3 separate regions of the Homo sapiens genome follow, and all the other regions are linked to region 2. The links are chromatin loops, found by intact Hi-C in ENCODE. Cell type or tissue: GM12878. All regions are shown on one strand. Each heading gives the region's core, and the rest is flanking DNA. Links, peaks and the distances in the headings are about the cores only.

What was found. A loop is a pair of places that touch in the nucleus more often than their neighbours do. Peaks named below come from ENCODE experiments on the same cell type or tissue, not always from the same donor. Only the 100,000 strongest peaks of a DNase experiment are listed, where the experiment ranks them.
Region 1: a loop joins it to region 2, with 3 times the contacts of the local background. A loop is called at or near these places in 1 of 110 quality-filtered maps.
Region 3: it touches region 2 in a loop (2.0-fold over the local background); 1 of 110 quality-filtered maps calls a loop at or near these places.

The regions. Positions count from the first base shown.
Region 1 is chrX:113,519,637-113,525,447 of GRCh38, reverse strand. LOC101928437 (a long non-coding RNA gene) reads right to left here. Exons shown (of 4, transcript NR_110399.2): 4 at 4,834-5,811. It also overlaps the pseudogene PPIHP2. Among named protein-coding and RNA genes, the nearest start is that of XACT, 96 kb to the left of the region's middle. In GM12878, for the core only: no CTCF peak of the experiment used is centred there; a DNase peak (open chromatin) is centred at 2,447; H3K27ac peaks cover 386 bases.
Region 2 is chrX:113,738,194-113,744,004 of GRCh38, reverse strand. No RefSeq gene overlaps it. Among named protein-coding and RNA genes, the nearest start is that of XACT, 120 kb to the right of the region's middle. In GM12878, for the core only: no CTCF peak of the experiment used is centred there; DNase peaks (open chromatin) are centred at 705 and 2,988.
Region 3 is chrX:113,470,100-113,475,910 of GRCh38, reverse strand. The region is part of intron 3 of LOC101928437 (a long non-coding RNA gene); the gene reads right to left. Among named protein-coding and RNA genes, the nearest start is that of XACT, 150 kb to the left of the region's middle. In GM12878, for the core only: no CTCF peak of the experiment used is centred there; a DNase peak (open chromatin) is centred at 2,770.

The sequences.
Region 1 (5,811 bases), core at 478-5,477, 220 kb after region 2:
GGGGAGAGAATAAAGAGAATGGGTTAAAGGGTACAAACATACAGTAGGAGAGAAGGAATAGATTAAATGCTTGATAGCAGAGTAGGGTTACTATAATGAACAAAAAATGTATTGTATTAGGCGATGGACATCTTAAATACCCTGACTTGATCACTATGCATTACATACACGTATCAAAATTTCTCATGTACCCAATACATTTATACAAACAAACAAAAACAAGAAAATTAAGCAAAAAAAGAAAAAAAAACCTTTGCTTACCAAAAATAAATGATGATAAAAATACAAGTATGCTTTGTATTTTCAATTCATAAGTATTAATTTCAGATACATATATAAGTATAAATGAAAGAGGCAAACCATAAAATAAAATATTAAAAGCTATGCTCACATTAAAAAAGTATATACTAAAAATAAAAACTCAACTTTAAAGAAAAATAAACAGAAAAATTTATTCTGTATATGGTAGGCTAAATGTTATTATCATTAATACTAAATATATATTAAATATATTAACTATCTCATTCTATACCTAAGTCCCCCAAAATAAAATACAATTGCAGGTAAAGAAACAAAGGTTGAAAAGAAAGAAAAGTAAAATAGACAGCCAATTAATATTAAAAATATTTTCAACCAAAGAAGTGCAAAATGAATCTATGATATTATTGTAATTATTGTTGTTTTGTGTTATTTAAATTAGAAAAATTAAAAGAAAAATTATAGCACTGCATTTGCTCTGTAATAAGTACGCTTTTACATTGCTGGCAAGAACGCAAATTTGTTCAGAGTTTTAAAAGAAAATTTGGCAATATGGATCAGTAAGTCTTAAAAATACATATTTCTCTTGTTTCTATTATTATTATTCCATTACTAAAAATTTATGCTAAGAAAGGATCAGAAATTGGTGTATCCTCATTGCAACATTATTGTGACATAAAATATATTGTAACATTCAAAAATTACTGTCCTCAATAATATTTCATGGCATTGGAAATTCTCAAGTTATATTATCAAATGAGAAAATTAAGTTACAAAGAGTATGTGCACTTGAGGCTAAACTCACTTTGAAAATTTCAGCAGTGAGCTATCCTCTTTCTACATATTAACAGCATATACTCCTTAAGGTTAACTGTGGTTACTATGTCTATGTGGTAGAACTAAGGTTGTTTGAGATTTGTGGAAAGAATAAGCAGAATATGGTTGGAAGATAATAAGATATAAATAAAAGGAATGTAAAAAATTTAGAACCCAACATTGAAGGAAGAAAGTGGTAGAAAATTATCATGCAATTTTGTTAATTTCCTAGTAGCTCTTAGGATTCTAAGAACAGGTGAGAAGTTGGTGGCCCAGGTTTGTGGATGACATGGGGGAAATGGTAAAGGCCAAAAGTCTGACTCAGTCTGACCATGCAAGGATATCAATTAAAGCACTTAATAGTTTCTAAACTGTAGACTTTGTTTCTACAGGCTAGTTAGGGAAGCCAATGATATTAAAAACTGTTGTGATCGACTTAGAAAATACTGTAAGAGCAAGGGACCAAAGATCATAATGAGGTATTGAAATGTAAAAGACGCTGGATAACCAAAGCAATCTGGAGCAAAAAGAACAAAAGATGGTGAGAGGCATCATACTACCTGACTTCAAAATATTCTACAAATCTATTGTAACCAAAACAACATGGTATTGGCATAAAAGCAGACACATAGACCAATGAAACAGAATAGAGAACCCAGAAATAAATCCATGCATGTATAGCCAACTGATTTTCAACAAAGGCACCATGAACATGCATGGGAAAAAAGGACAGTCTCTTTGATAAATAGTGCTGGGAAAACTGGATATCCACATGCAGAAGGAGGAAACAAGACACCTATCTCTCACTATATACAAAAATCAACCCAAAATATATTAAAGACTTATATGTAAGTCCCAAACTATAAAATTACTAAAAGAAAATACAGATAAATGCTTCATAAAATTGGACTGGGCAAGGATTTTTTTAATAAGAACTCAAAGGCACAGGCAACAAGAGTAAAAATAGACAAATGAGATTACATAAAACTAAAAGCTACTGCATAGCAAAGGAAATAATCAATGGAGTGAAGAGACAATCTATAGAGTGGGTGAAAATATTTGCAAACTTTTCATCTGAGAAGAGACTAATAAAATATGTAAGCAACTCAACTCAATAGCAAGCAACCAAATAATCCTATTAAAAATGAGCAAAAGGTCTAAATAGACATTTTTATTTATTTTTTTAAACATACAAAAAACTTTATTTACAGTTGAAAACCTAAACACAATCTTGGATCCTGAATCTCTGATACTGCTAGAGTCTGTTGATCAAATGGCGTAGCAGCAGGCAGGGAAGCAAACACAGGGGCCAGTCCAGATTATCTTACTCAAGAACATTGCCAAGAGGAAGTGAAAGTCTGATTCAGTCTTGGTCTGAACTACATCTCCCCACACCGTGAGATCACCATATGTACCTTGGCCTTATTATTGGTGCCTGTGGGAACATTTTCAATCTTTCTTATCAGTAGAAGTCCATCAGTGATTTTTCCAAACACTACATGCTTCCCATCCAGGCCATTGCACTTAGAGCGGGTGATAAAGAACTGACAGCCATTTGTACTGGGACTGCTGTTCACCATGGAAAGCAGGACCGGAGCTGGGTATCTGATTTTAAAATTTTCATCTGCAAATGGTCCCTGGTAAATGCTGGTGACTCCAGTAACATCTCCATTAACAAAATCTCCACCCTGAATCATGAAATCCTTTATGACCCTGTGAAAGGTGCTCCCTTTGTATCCTATTGGAACCCGATCTTCTCTGAATTCTCCAGTGCAGAACTGCCCAAAGTTCTCAGCTGTGTTAGGCACAATGTCTACAAAGAGCTGGATCTTCATGTGGCCAACTTCCTGACTGACAATGCTGACATCAAAGAACACCACGGGGGCTCAGGGCTTGAATTTGCCACCACCATGGCTTTGACTCAGAAGCAGAAGTCTGACATTTTTCAAAAGAAGACATACAAATGGCCAACAGATATATGAAAAAATGTTCAACGCCACTAATCATCACAGAAATGCAAATGGGAACCACAATGATTTCATTTTACCCCAGTCAAAATGACTATTATCAAAAAAAAAAATGAAAGATAACAAGTGTTGGGAGGATAGGGACAAAAGAAAACCAACACTGTTGGTGGAAATGTAAATTAGTACAGCCACTGTGAAAAACAGTATGAAGGTTCCTCAAAAAATTGAAACTATAATTACCATATGATCCAGCAATCCCATTCATTACTGGGTATATATCCAAGGGAAATTAAATCAGTATATCAAAGAGATATCTGCACTCCCATAATTATTGTAACACTATTCACAATGCACAAGATATGGAGTCAACCCAAATTACTGTCTCCAAATGAATGGATAAAGAAAATGTACATATATGCAATGGAATATTATTCAGCCATAAAACAGACTGAAATCGGCCGGGTGCAGTGGCTCACACCTGTAATCCTAGCACTTTGGGAGACCGAGGCAGGTGGATCACCTGAGATCGGGAGTTCGAGACCAGCCTGACCAACATGGAGAAACCCCTTCTCTACTAAAAATACAAAATTAGCCAGGTGTGGTGGCACATTCCTGTAATACCAGCTACTCGGGAGGCTGAGGCAGGAGAATCGCTTGAACCTGGGAGGTGGAGGTTGCAGTGAGCCACGATGGTGCCATTGTACTCCAGCCTGGGCAACAAGAGCAAAACTCCATCTCAAAAAAAAAGAAAGTGTAGAGGCCAAGATTTTCTGAAAAAAATCACTGACATGAGGCAGATTGCTTAATAGGTGAAAAGGCATACAAATTATTTAACATGTATACACAGGAGGCTTCAGAATGATGACCTCAAAGATACAAGGGAAATGATTAACTTTTATAAAGCTGAGGTTAATAACATATGGATAATGGTCTAGAAGTATGATTGAAGAAAAGGGTATGATCTAATGCTAATAGACTGAGTAGGAAAACCCAGCAAGGCCTGTCTGTCTAGACTTTTCTTGGTCTCTCTGAGCCTGTATTCCTTCCTTCTAGGTGTGGGGCAGGGCCCTCTCTGAAATGGGGGTCTCATGACCTACAGTCGAACAAGGTAGGTCAGATCATTTCTTTATAACCAGTTTTTACATAGAATACTTTTAGATTTTATGTCTAGCTTTGGAGAAAAGGGGTTCTGGTTTCTATGACTCACCTTGAAGAAGAGGGATTCTAGTTTCTATGCCTACTTCCAGGGTTTTAGGGTGGGCAGGAGAATGGAACTTAGGGAGGCAGGAGAAGGTCAGAGAAAAACTTTTGTTTCTGAGGCTGCCACTGAGGCTTTCATTTTGGGATATTGTTTTCTGAACCTCAAGAAGAGGAAGAATAAATTCTGGTGTTCTATTACACGGTAGGGTGACTACAGCAAATAACAATATAACATATATTTCAAGAGAGCTAGAAGAGAATAATTTGAATGTTATCACTACAAATAAACTATCAATGTTTACAGTAATGTAAATGGCAATTACCATGATTTGATAATTATATATTTATATATGAGTTGAAACATCACATTGTACCCATAAATATGTGCAATCGCATATGAATTATACATTTAAAAAACAGACTAACAAAAAAAATCATGATGAGGGTATATGTAGGAGTGAAACTCAGGGGGGATGAAATGAGTACTACAATGTAATAATAATATAATCTTGAGGGTGAAAAGGTTTAAAAAATTTTTGCCTTCAATTTTTAAAATGTTTATTTGAAATAATTTCAGCCTTTCACAAGTATTGCAAAAATTATAAAATAATTATTGTGTAACCTTTATCCAGATTCTGCAAAAATTCTGTTAACATCTTACATAATCAAAGAACAATGATCAATGTCACAAAATTAACATTGATATAATTCTATTATCTAAAGATGTTATTCGAATATCACTATCACGGCTCACTGCATCCTTGACTTTCTAGGCTCAAGCAATCCTCCCACCTCAGCATCCCCAGTACCTGGGACTACAGTTGTGTGCCACCACACCTAGCTAAGACTTTCCTCCTAATGGCTCCTTCTTGCCTGAGATCCATTCATGATCATGTGTTGCATTAATTACCAGGTCTTAAGAGTGGATAAATTTTAGTGATAACAATGTACAAGTGCCAATAGGTGACTTAAGTGAAAGGGGGGTGAAATCACATTAGGAAAAATCACAGAAGTCCAGAATATCATTCATTCACTCATTCACTCAATAAGTTCCTTTTAGTCTCTTAAATATGTGCCAGGCATATAATTATGTGCTGGATATTGTCAATAGTAGAGTAAGTATGTCATAGTTTCTGACCTCACAGAGTTCAAATCTCACCCAAATACCAGTCCCTTTAATGATTCTGACCAAAAGAAAAATCCAAAGAGGTTAATAGTTTGATAATTCACCTTGAAATATCTCCAATTATTCAACCATGAGAAGGACTCCCTTGCCAAGTTGTATGTTTTACACTTTGCACTTTGTTGGAATTTAATAAAGGTAATGATAATGATCAGTATTACTGCCTAAAGATGAAGATCAACAACATTCACCCCCATCTCCAAGTAAAAAGAGAGTTGAAATATAAATCGATTTTATTCTTCGTATAGTATTTAATATAGGGAAAATGTAATACTGTATATCACATGAGCTGTCATGCTAAGAGTTAAATGACTATTGCATTTCCAAATAAATGTCTGCATTCTATATTAAGTAATAGATAATAGAATGCCAAAATGCTTCTACTCT
Region 2 (5,811 bases), core at 246-5,245:
GAAGCAACCTGTTGACTCGTAGAGAAGGGCAGGTTTTCACAACGTTTGGCATCATTCTTTATGGAGTGGGTCTCTTCCACTTTCAATGCACAGAGAAGAACAATGTTGTTGACAGGTAAATGGCTTAAGAAAATGTGTGTAATTGTAATAGTTGTTGATGCTGAAAAGAAATGTTTTAATTCTTATATGCTCCAGTTGGCAATCCCAGGGCATATCCCCAAACTTTCATAACAGTGTTATTTGGAAATTTTATTGTTACAATATAACATTTAGAAGTATTAACCAATATGTTTTCCAATTTTCTTGAATGTCCTTTTACCTCGAAGCTCTCTCCATTTCAAACTAGACCTTGACATTCACTGCCTCAGGACATAAAGGTTATGGAAGAAATGCAGAGAAAAAATCAATTTAAAGTCTATTTTGGAACTAGTGGTAAAGAAACAATTTAGAGAGAAAACTTTCAGAAGCCTAGGCATTGAGAGTCAGAACCCAAAGTCATAAAAAATTGATTTGGAAGAATGCATAATGATGTATAAGCAAATTTTCCCACACCAGAGGAAATAAGAGATCCTCTGAACTGGAGGAAAACAGAGAATATTTAAGAAGCAAGAGAGGAAGCTCTGGTTAGTACTTCTCAGAAGTGATTCTGAGAATTCCTCTTCACAAGCTGTGTCCCTGAGTTGGGGTGGGGGAAATAGAAACTGAAAATAGATTTGGGGATCTGAAAGAGAGAAGCACCCATGCTTTATACTTCAGGTGAAGTCCACGGTGGTCATAGACCTTGAAAGGTCTCTGGTGCCACCATAGTTCAGCAGCAGTACCATGGAAATGGTGGTGTGGTGGGTCTATGATAGAGGGCCTGATACAGTTCCAGTAGTTTTCTGAGGCCCAAGAGAGGGAGGGGAGGGTATCTAAATATTTTCTATCTGTTATTAGTGGAGAACGTGGTAGCTAAGAAAAGAGTGACAGACCAAAAGATAACAGAATTAAGCGGATACAGTGTGTCTCACACGGACCTTTGGCGGGATATTATATGGATTTCGGCAGATGCTAACAGGAATATTGGCCAAGGACGAAGAAATAGACACCCCTTCCCAACAATGCCGTGGTATTAGACCCTTGGAGCTTTCATATGCTGGGAAAAATGCAGGGTATGAGGAAGAAACACAACTTAACTGAGAAAAGCTTATATTCATTGAGTTAAGCTTGAATCACCTAAGATGAAGTGTTCAACAACAGAAAATGGAGCCTCGAGATATAAATTAGATTTTGTTTTAGGGAAAAAATCATTTTGCATAGTAGTTTGTGTTTCATGGAATTCACAGTAACTACACATTTTACTCTGTGAACAGAGGACATGTATGACACATACAGGATGGGAACGCATCAAGATGATTTAATCTAAAACTGTTAAGTATCGTGGAACTAACAAAAACATCAATGTGATGCAAGTAAACAGTGAAAGAAATGAGCTACATTTTCTATTTTAAAGGATGGCAGACGTAGCACATTAATGAATACCTACTGGGTTCTATTTTAAAAGCCCAGTGTCTCAGAAATTAGGCTAAAATGCAATCTGAGTTACGCCTTTTCTTGGCATGGACGTGCTCTTCAAAATGTGGCAGAAAGTGATTTAGCACTTTTAAGAGAACTTACATATGTTGAAGATGGTAAACCGAAATTGAACCTTTGAGAATATTTCCCTGATATACTATATGCCATTCATATTTAATAGGAATGTATATAATATTTAAATATTCAATCTGTCTTTGTCATTATAACTTGTCCAACAACTCACATTTCCCACCATTTTGGCCAAGTGTCTCCAAAGCCTCTCATACAGGCTCATTCAGGGACTGGGAAATTGCCCTGTTCTTTAGGAGCTGCAGATGTCGAACTGTCAACTTTGATTCAGGCCAGAGCTCTATGGGCATGGGTCTTGGAAAGTCTGAGAATCATTTCTATTAAAAAGCAGTAGAACTTCCATGTGGCACAATTTCAGGACTGGTTGAGCAACGTTAAGGCTATTGCACAGTTTCTGGATTTGGCAAACTTTTCCCAACAGAGGGTGCTGTAAACCTGAAAGAGGTACCAAATATTTGTGAGCTTTTAGAAGCCAGGTTGTCTCTTGACTGGAAAGGTCTTTTCTGTCCAGCACAGAAATCACTGTGAATCTTGTTTAAGCAGTTGGAGGTTGGTGGTTGACTCTGAAGCAGCTATATAACACAACCAATGCTACAGCAGCAGCAGAGAGAAGTGGCCATGCTCTGAGCATGAAGTACCTATAGGAAAACAGAGGACTGTTTCCTTTCTGACCAATTCCTTTTTTCAGAGGGAGATAAAAAGTAGGAACAGGGGATAGAGCATTTTTGGGGTCAGAATTTCAGTAAAATTTAAATTAGGTGGCATCAAGAACCAAATACATCTGTTACTATAATTCAAACCCTAATTTTTTTTTTCAGTAATGAATATGACCTGGGAAATCAATTTATACTTTTAAAAATATCCATTTCATAATGTGAAAACAACCTGTGTAAAACAGATATGTTGGAGGAGGTGCAGGTAGGTAGGATAATTTGCTCAGCAAGTCCCTTCATTTGCTTATAGTTAAAATCAAAAGTAAGGCTGGGCGCGGTCGCTCACGCCTGTAATCCCAGCACTTTGGGAGGCCGAGGCGGGCGGATCACCTGAGGTCGGGAGTTCAAGACCAGCCTGACCAACATAGAGAAACCCTGTCTCTACTAAAAAAATACAAAATTAGCCAGGCTTAGTGGCACGTGCCTGTAATCCCAGCTACTCGGGAGGCTGAGGCAGGAGAATCACTTGAACTGGGGAGGCGGAGGTTGTGGTGAGCCAAGATTGTGCCATTGCACCCCAGCCTAGGCAACAAGAGTGAAACTCTGTCTCAAAACGAAACAAAAGTAAGATCCAAATAAAGCAACTAGTATCATTTCCTTATACAATCATGTATTGAGCACTGACAATGCATCTGTACCATGCTAGGCACCAGGAATATACAAATTCTTTTTCTTTCTCTGCCTCCTCTAAAAAGAAAACCAGATCTCAATATTATTGACTCTTGTTATTGTGGCCACTACCTGAAGTTTAATCTGTAGTTAAGATAAAAAGATATAAACAAACATGTACACATTTTTAAAATAATTATTTTAATTTATGTTTTTAAGAAGGGATAGACACTCGGAAAATTTTGCAACCAGACTTTTTTTTTTTTTTTTTTTTTTTTTTTTTTGAGACGGAGTCTCGCTCTGTCGCCCAGGCCAGACTGCGGACTGCAGTGGCGCAATCTCGGCTCACTGCAAGCTCCGCTTCCCGGGTTCACGCCATTCTCCTGCCTCAGCCTCCCGAGTAGCTGGGACTACAGGCGCCTGCCACCGCGCCCGGCTAATTTTTTGTATTTTTAGTAGAGACGGGGTTTCACCTTGTTAGCCAGGATGGTCTCGATCTCCTGACCTCATGATCCACCCGCCTCGGCCTCCCAAAGTGCTGGGATTACAGGCGTGAGCCACCGCGCCCGGCCGCAACCAGACATTTTTTAGGTGCTTAGAAAATTCTGTCTCAAACATTAATAGACACTATCAGAGAAGATTTAGTGAATTTTGGTTAAAGATTCACAAATGGTGAAACTGGGTCTCAGTTTTTCAAGTTTATATATCCTCCTACCTTGTTTACTGGTAATGAGCAAAATCAAAGGCAGGTAACTGAGTTTGTGTGTATTGGGGGGAATTTATCCCATTACTGGCTTGGCTAGCAACAATTATTTATCTTGGAAATCAGTAAAATTCTTTGCAATGTATTTACCTCATGAAGAAAGTATTATGGAAAAGATATTTTTTCAACATAAATTAATAGTATGGCAGAAGTTAAAAGACCATCTTTTTCAGACCTACTTTTAAATCCCAATGTTAAGAAAAGAGACTAGGGATGTGAATCCAATCTCTTCCCTCTACTACAAAACCCCACTGTTGTAATTCCCCTTGAATAAAATATTTCTTGCTTTCTCTGAAAGAAAAGGAAAAAAGGCTCATTTTTAATGGCACATCTCAAATGATGGGATAATTCTGGAGATAATTCCCAACCTGTAAAACAAATATGTGTTAATATCCTTAGGTATTTGAGTGAATGGAAATCCAGACACTGGTGGTTGGATTGGCACGTTAATCTCCTGTCACTCTGATCTATTCCAATTCCTGAGAAACCTAAACTCAAGAATAACAAAAACCACTCAGTCCTACCCTTATAATTCTTTTTTTAACTTCTAGAGAAATGGCAGAGGCCATAAAACAAGAATGATGGAAGAGTTTACCACAGTTTTTCCTTGTCACTTATTTTGAAAGTCAGCTGCAATTTGTAATTTTCTCAGGTTGGCAAATGTGTCCAAATGGGGAATGCTCTGTAATCTGTCAAAACCTCACAGATGTCATCAGCAAAAGGAGCATATACACTTAATGTGTTTGTTAAATCTTTTATTCTGCATGTGGAGCTATACCTTGAGTAAAGACTCACCAAACAGATATCATTCCTTCAAAAAAGTCATCAAGACCTTTGTAAATAAACTCACATAGTAACAGAAGTGCATAATCTAGAGAGTGGTTGTGCTGATGCAAAACATTGGAATCTGTTTTTTAGTTCCTATCTCAGATTGTTTCACAGGCTGTGTAAACTACATAAATAGGAAGAAGTGAGAAAATGAAGCTCCAAGATACTTCTCACACCTTGAAAAATCACACCTTTTTGATTCAGTAGAACTCTAGTGGTGGCCAGAACTGAAGTAATGGCAATGGGAAGGAGAAACAAAGGCAGATTAGGGAGCCTTTGGAGATGGACTGCATTTAGTTCTCTTTGCTTGTCCCTCCCCTCTTCTTTACCTGTGAATGTTGGGTGTCACAGTTCTTAGTTCTTGCATCTCTTCTCTACCTGTACTCTTTCTCTAAGTGCTCTGAGTCAGTCTTATAACCACAAATGTTATCTATACCCTAAATTTCTGAAATCTCTCTCTATATATACCTAATGTATCCCTGAAATTTCTTGATTGATATTCCTTCTGCATACTTGACATCTATGCTTGGATGCCTCATGGGCATCTGAAATGTAACTTTACCTCATACCTCTATTCACTTTTTCTGTTTCAGTCTTTCATATCTCCGTAAATGGCAGTACAAGCAACCTAGATTTACAAACCAGAACGCTTGGAGTCATCCTTAATATTTTTCTTTCGTTACTCTATGTGGACAATCATTCAGTGAGTACTGCTGTTTATAATTTCTAAATATAAATATCAAACACATCTATTTCTCTTCATCTCTACTATCATCAACATAGTTTTGGCTACCAGCATGTCTCTCAGAGGCCATTTCTAGGGTCTTTTAAATGGTCTTTGTACTTCTGTTGCCTCCTCCACATCATTGCCACATGTAGAAGTCAAAGAGGTCTTTTAAAAATATAAAATTGTATCATGTTTCTCTATTGATTAAAACACTCATGACTTTTCTTCACTCTTAGGATAAAATCCAAATTAATTCCCATGGCCTACAAGGCCTTGAGTGGTTCATCGCCTAACTGCTACTTCAACTCAGTGTGGGCCATTCTGCCCTTGCTCACCACTCTACAGTCACACAGGCTTCCTTTCGGTTCATGGCACATGACAGGCCCCTCCCCACTCCAGGGCTTTCATACGTGCTTGTTCTTCCATCTAGAATAGATTTCCTTCTCTTGCCTGCACGAGTGGCTCATTATCATTCTTCAGGACTACCTTAAGTGTTAGCTCTTCAGAGACACCATCCCTAATATCGT
Region 3 (5,811 bases), core at 478-5,477, 270 kb after region 2:
AATGTGGACAAATGGGATCACAAGTTAAAAAGCTTCTACACAGCAAATGTTACAATCAACAAAATGAAGAGACAACCTACAGAATGGGAGAAAATATTTGCAAACTATCCATCTGACAAGGGATTGATAACCCAAATATATAAGGAGCTCAAACAATTCAATGGGAAAAAATCTAATAATCCTATCTAAAAATGGGCAGAAGATTGAATAGACATTTCTCAATACAAGACATACAAATGGAAAACAGGCATATGAGAAGGTGCTCAACAGCACAGATCATCAGAGAAATGCAAATCAAAACTACAATGACATATCATCTCAACCCAGTTACAATGCCTTATATCCAAAAGACAGGCAATAACAAATGCTAGTGAGAATGTGGAGAAAAGGGAACACTTGCACAGTGTTGGTGGGAATGTAAATTAGTACAATCACCACGAAGAACAGTTTGGAGGTTCCTCAAAATACTAAAAATTGAGCTACCATATGATACAGTATCCCACTGCTGGTTATATACTCAAAAGAAAGGAAATCAGTATATCAAAGAGATATCTGCACTCCTACAGCTGCAGCACTGTTTACGATAGCTAACATTTGGAAGCAACCTAAATATCTGTCAACAGATGAGTGAATGAACAAAATATGGTACATAATATACAACAGAGTACTATTCAGCCATAAAAAACAATGAGATCTTGTCATTTGCAACAATGTAGAAGGAACTGGGGATCATTATGTTAACTGAAATAAGCCAGGCACAGTAAGGCAAATATTGCATGTTCTCAATAATTTGTGGGATCTAAAAATCAAAACAATTGAACTCATGGAAGTAGAGAGTAGAACGATGGTTACTAGAGGCTGGGAAGGGTAGAGTGGGCTGGGCTGGAGATGGAGATGGTTAATAAGTACAAAAAATTAATGTTAGAAAGAATGAATAAAACCTATTTGATAGCACAAAAGGGTGACTATAGTTGACAATAACTTAGTTGTGCAATTTAAAATAATTTAGACTGTGTAATTGGATTGTTTGTAACTCAAAGGATAAATGCTTAATGGGATGGAAACTTCATTCTTCATGATGTGCTTATTTCACATTGCATGCCTGTCTCAAAACACCTCATGTACCCCATAAATATATACAGCCACTATGTACCCACAAAAAATTAAAAAAATAAAAATACTAAACCAAAAGTCAACATAAGTCCTAAATTAAAAAAAGAATCCTAGGTGCAGTCCCTAGAAGGAAGGGATCAGCCAAGCAGACCATGCTTCACAGCAGAACTTTAATTACAACAAGAGCTATTGTAGATTAAATCAGAAAACCGTGACAGTATCCTAGATATAAAGATTTTAAAAACTTACTAAGTGGGCAAGTGTGGTTCAAGTTTTCCTAGACATAAGAAATACCGAATTTCAAGCTACAAGATCAATTCCATTTCTCATTCGTTCGGGAGATGAAACTCTCAAGGTACAGCCTGTCTTAATGAGGGCTGACTCATCTTTGTGTTTAAACATCTACAGTTTCCAGTCTATCTTTCCAGTTCTATTTGTTCCTGCTCCTCAAAGTGAACCCCATAATGTTATCAGACATATGTCTTTACTGCCAATAGTGCTTCCACCTCTCCCTGCATGTTTGCTCATACAGTTATTTATCTTTGAAATACCATCTTTTCGACATCTACTCATCCTTTAAGGTCCAATGCAATGCCATCAATTTTCTTTATTACTTACCATCTGAGATTATTCTATGTATCTACACTTATAGTAATTATTGCCCATACCAAATAGGTATTAAAAAGAAGATTCCACCTTGAAAATATTATTTCTGTCTGAATCATTTTTGCTCCTTAGCATCTAACTTTCTAACTCTGTGCTCTGAATAGAGTGTACATCCAGTGTGTGAAGAATTAATGTATGGATACACATGCAAATATAGTCATGTGCCATATAACAATGTTTCAGTCAACAAGGGACTACATATAATAGTGGTCCCATAAGATTATAATACTTTATTTTTGCTCTATCTTTTCTATGTTTAAATATGTTTAGATACACAAATAGTTACCATTATGATATAATTGCCTACAATTTTCAGTACAGTAACATTCTGTACATTTGTAAGCTTAGCAGTCATAGTCTATACCGTATATTCTAGGTGTGTAGTATGCTACACCATCTAGGCTTGTGTATGATGTTTGTGCAATGATGAAATCAACTAACAATGCATTTCTCAATACATATCTCCATCATTAAGCAACAAATGACTATTTACAAACACACTCGGAAGAGCTGCCAGCTAGGAAGAAAGATCATTCTCAATGACACATGTAAATTTTGTGGCAACTAATGTGCACCCTCTCTTTCTCAAACTTTCAATATTTATTTTGTCAACTTGAAAGGCCCTCAACAGAATCGTCCAGCAGAGTTGAAGGGGAGAGATTATGGTTGTAGGATGAGAATACAAGAGACACTTTTCTAACTCTGTATATGAGGGAAGAGAGAGACCCTCTCATATTGTTTTATATTGTTTTATACTCAGTACCTTTTTTAAGAAAAAAACAACAACAACAAGGAAGTAAAACCAAAGACAGGCAGCCTGGTACCAGGCCCGAAACTAGGCCTGGGCCTGCCTGGCCTAAACCCAGTAGTTAAAAATCAACTCATAACTTAGAAACCGATGTTATTAATAGATTCCAGACATTGTATAGAAGAACATTGTGAAACTCCCTGCCCTCTTCTGTTTCTCTCTGACTACCAGTGCATGAACCCCTGTTACGTATCCCCTAGATTGCTCAATCAGTCACGATCCTTTCATGTAAAATCTTTAGTGTTGTGAGCCCTTAAAAGGGACAGAAATTGTGCACTCAGGGAGCTCGGATTTTAAGGCAGTAGCTTGCCGATGCTCCCAGATAAGCCCTTCCTTCTACAACTCGGTGTCTGAGGGGTTTTGTCTGTGGCTCGTCCTGCTACATATGTATATGTGTTTTAATACATTGCTAGAAACTATGCCTTGGGAAGTGACTAACATGCCCTATAATGTGAAGAAACATCAAAAGAAGATAAGAATAGAAAACAAGGATTTGAGAGAATAAACCATGAGGGTTAAATAATAAATTAATTTCAGGCAGGCTAAAATTGCAAAATCCCCATCCTCTTAGAGGATGCTTTTTCAGTGGAGGTAAAGGAAGAATATATTTTGGAAGAATGACTTGAGCAGAACCAATATCTTTAGAATTCCCGTGACTCCCACCAAATTCCATTTGAATTTTTGGAATTGATGTGTAGCTGACATTTTAACTCTGGCATAAAATTGCAAAGAAATGAGCCCATTTCAAAACTGTAATATGAAAAATGAATGGTGCTGTGACTTATAAATCTAAAATGTGACAACTGCTAACACATTCCAGAAAATAAGCCCTCTATTACTTGTGTATTTCATTTTGCAGAATGCTTTACAAAGTATTAAAAAGAGAAACCACAAATGAGAGCTGGAGCCAATCCCCAAGGAGAATGTAATCAATAGCGTTGAATGATGACTGCTTCATTTAAAAACTTCTCTCCAGTAGGGCTTTATTCAAGCTGATTGTAATTCCATTTAACTGCAATGTTAAATGGCGTGTGAGCAGCTTTTGAATTCTGAGACGGCTCCATCATCAAAGAACATTAAAACTGAACGTTATTCACCACGTGCTGAGTAGTCAATTCTTATAACTTCAAGAGAACATTAATTCAGTGTGAAATATTATTGTTGTTAAGTCTGATAAAATATCAGAATACCTTCAACCTCATAATGCTAGAATTGTAATTAGATGAATGCTTCCAGAAAGAAAATCAGTTGACTTTGCAGAGACAAAAATAGTTTTCTTCTCAATGTTTTCTGAAGTTTCAATAATTTGAGTTTATAAAACAAACTAATAATAGACAGACTACCAGGAAAAAAAGGGATACCAATTTATTAACATGCATGTGGGCACAGGAGTCATTCACAGAGTATGAGGCTCAAAGGAGGGATCAGATGTCTGAAGTTTTTATAACCTTCCTGAGGTTACAGAAAAAATAGATGCTTAGAGCATGGCAAGACAGGTTATGGAAGGGAGAGAAGGGAAAAGGTATAGAGCAAAGGTCTTCTTGTTATGCAGACAAAACCTCACAGGTGGCATCTCTCAAAAATGAAAAGATGGTAGCCTGTGGTACAAGTTTCTCTGACAGACCTTTAGTCTCCTTTTCCTGTTAGATAATCTTTTCTATATCTAAGATGGTGAGTAGGTAGGTGCTCAGAGCAACATGTTTGCATCTGTTGTTTACTTCAGTTTACTAATGTAGATTTCCTCTACAGATGCAAATCTCCTCCACAAAATGCAGATTTTCAGCTATTCTTTTGTATTTGTAGCCCCTCTCATTAGTCATCTTAAAATATGCTACAGAAGTATGTTTTGGGGTCAAATATTTGTTTCATTTCCCCATTTGAATCTTTATTTTCAGAAAGTTGTACATATTAAAGTAGAATTGGTAGCTATAGAAAAGTTTGGGTTAGAAGTTATGAGATAAGAGACTGGCAAAGGGAAGAACAAGCAAAAAGGAACAAATTTTAGTATACTGTTTCATACCGTTTTGAATCAGTTTCTTAGTCCTGGGAATAGATTAGTTCAGTTAAACACTTGTGTTTCATTTCAGGAGATGGCATTGCAATTGGACTGAGAAAGCTCAGCCTGTATATATGATGCAGCAAACAGATCTTTAATAAGAGGCATTTCTATGGAAACAGAAGAAAAACAAAGATTAATGTTTGAAGTAGTCTATAGGCTAGTTTTTCTAGAGTCTAGAGGGCAGTGAGTTTAGAAGACTTCTGGAATGGGTTTGAAGCATCTTCACTTGTAGCAGGGAAGACAGTGGTAATCTGACAGAGTTTTCAAGCATAAAAGTTATCCATACACATGCCATCATTGTGATTTCTCTGGAGTCTATTTGTCAGTTTGTAAGGCTTCAAGGAAAACACAGTTTTAATTTTAGTGATGCAGAAGGGTTGGAGAGAAAAAAAAAGAAAATGTTAATTTGGCAACTCACAGCCAGATATTGGAGGAAACCATAAAAAATTCAGATGCAGTTCAAATTGCCGGTAAATAACAAAATATTGAAACTGCCTTTGCAAAAATTCTAACTGAGGAAATTATGACAGTGAAAGAGATCAGACCTGACCAACTCCATCTTGCTTCTAATCTTTAAGCTGCCCTCGTTCATTCCTGAGTGTAGGCCAAACTTACCTTGGGAAGGAATTTAGTTTATAGTTTGATGTTGAAACAAAGTTGATAGTAGCCCTTTCCCAAAAAGAGCCCCTTCTTGCCTGAGGACCAGTATGTCTTTGTAGAACTAACAAATGAGCTACAAGATTAAAAATTATGGTTTAGATGCCATGCAGCCTCCAGCTGCAAGAATCTCAACCTCCTCAAATTGCTCCTGGGAATAACATCACTATCGTAAAACCTAAGATCAGTGATTGAGATATGTTGCCGACTTGATTCACCAGCTGACAACACCCAGACCTGTAATCTGGCTCAACCAGTTCTTCGATCCCACCTAGGAACAAAAGACAGCAAGAGAAACTTACTTTGACCCCCTATGATTCCATTTCCAACCTGACCAATCAGGATGCCCCACTTCCCGAGCCCCTACCCACCAAATTATCTTTAAAAAGATCCCCTAAATGCTCAGGGAGACTAATTTGAGTAATAATAAAACTCCTGTCTGCGACACAGCCAGTTCTGTGTGGATTCTTCTTTCTCTACTGCAATTCCCTGTCTTGATAAATCAGCT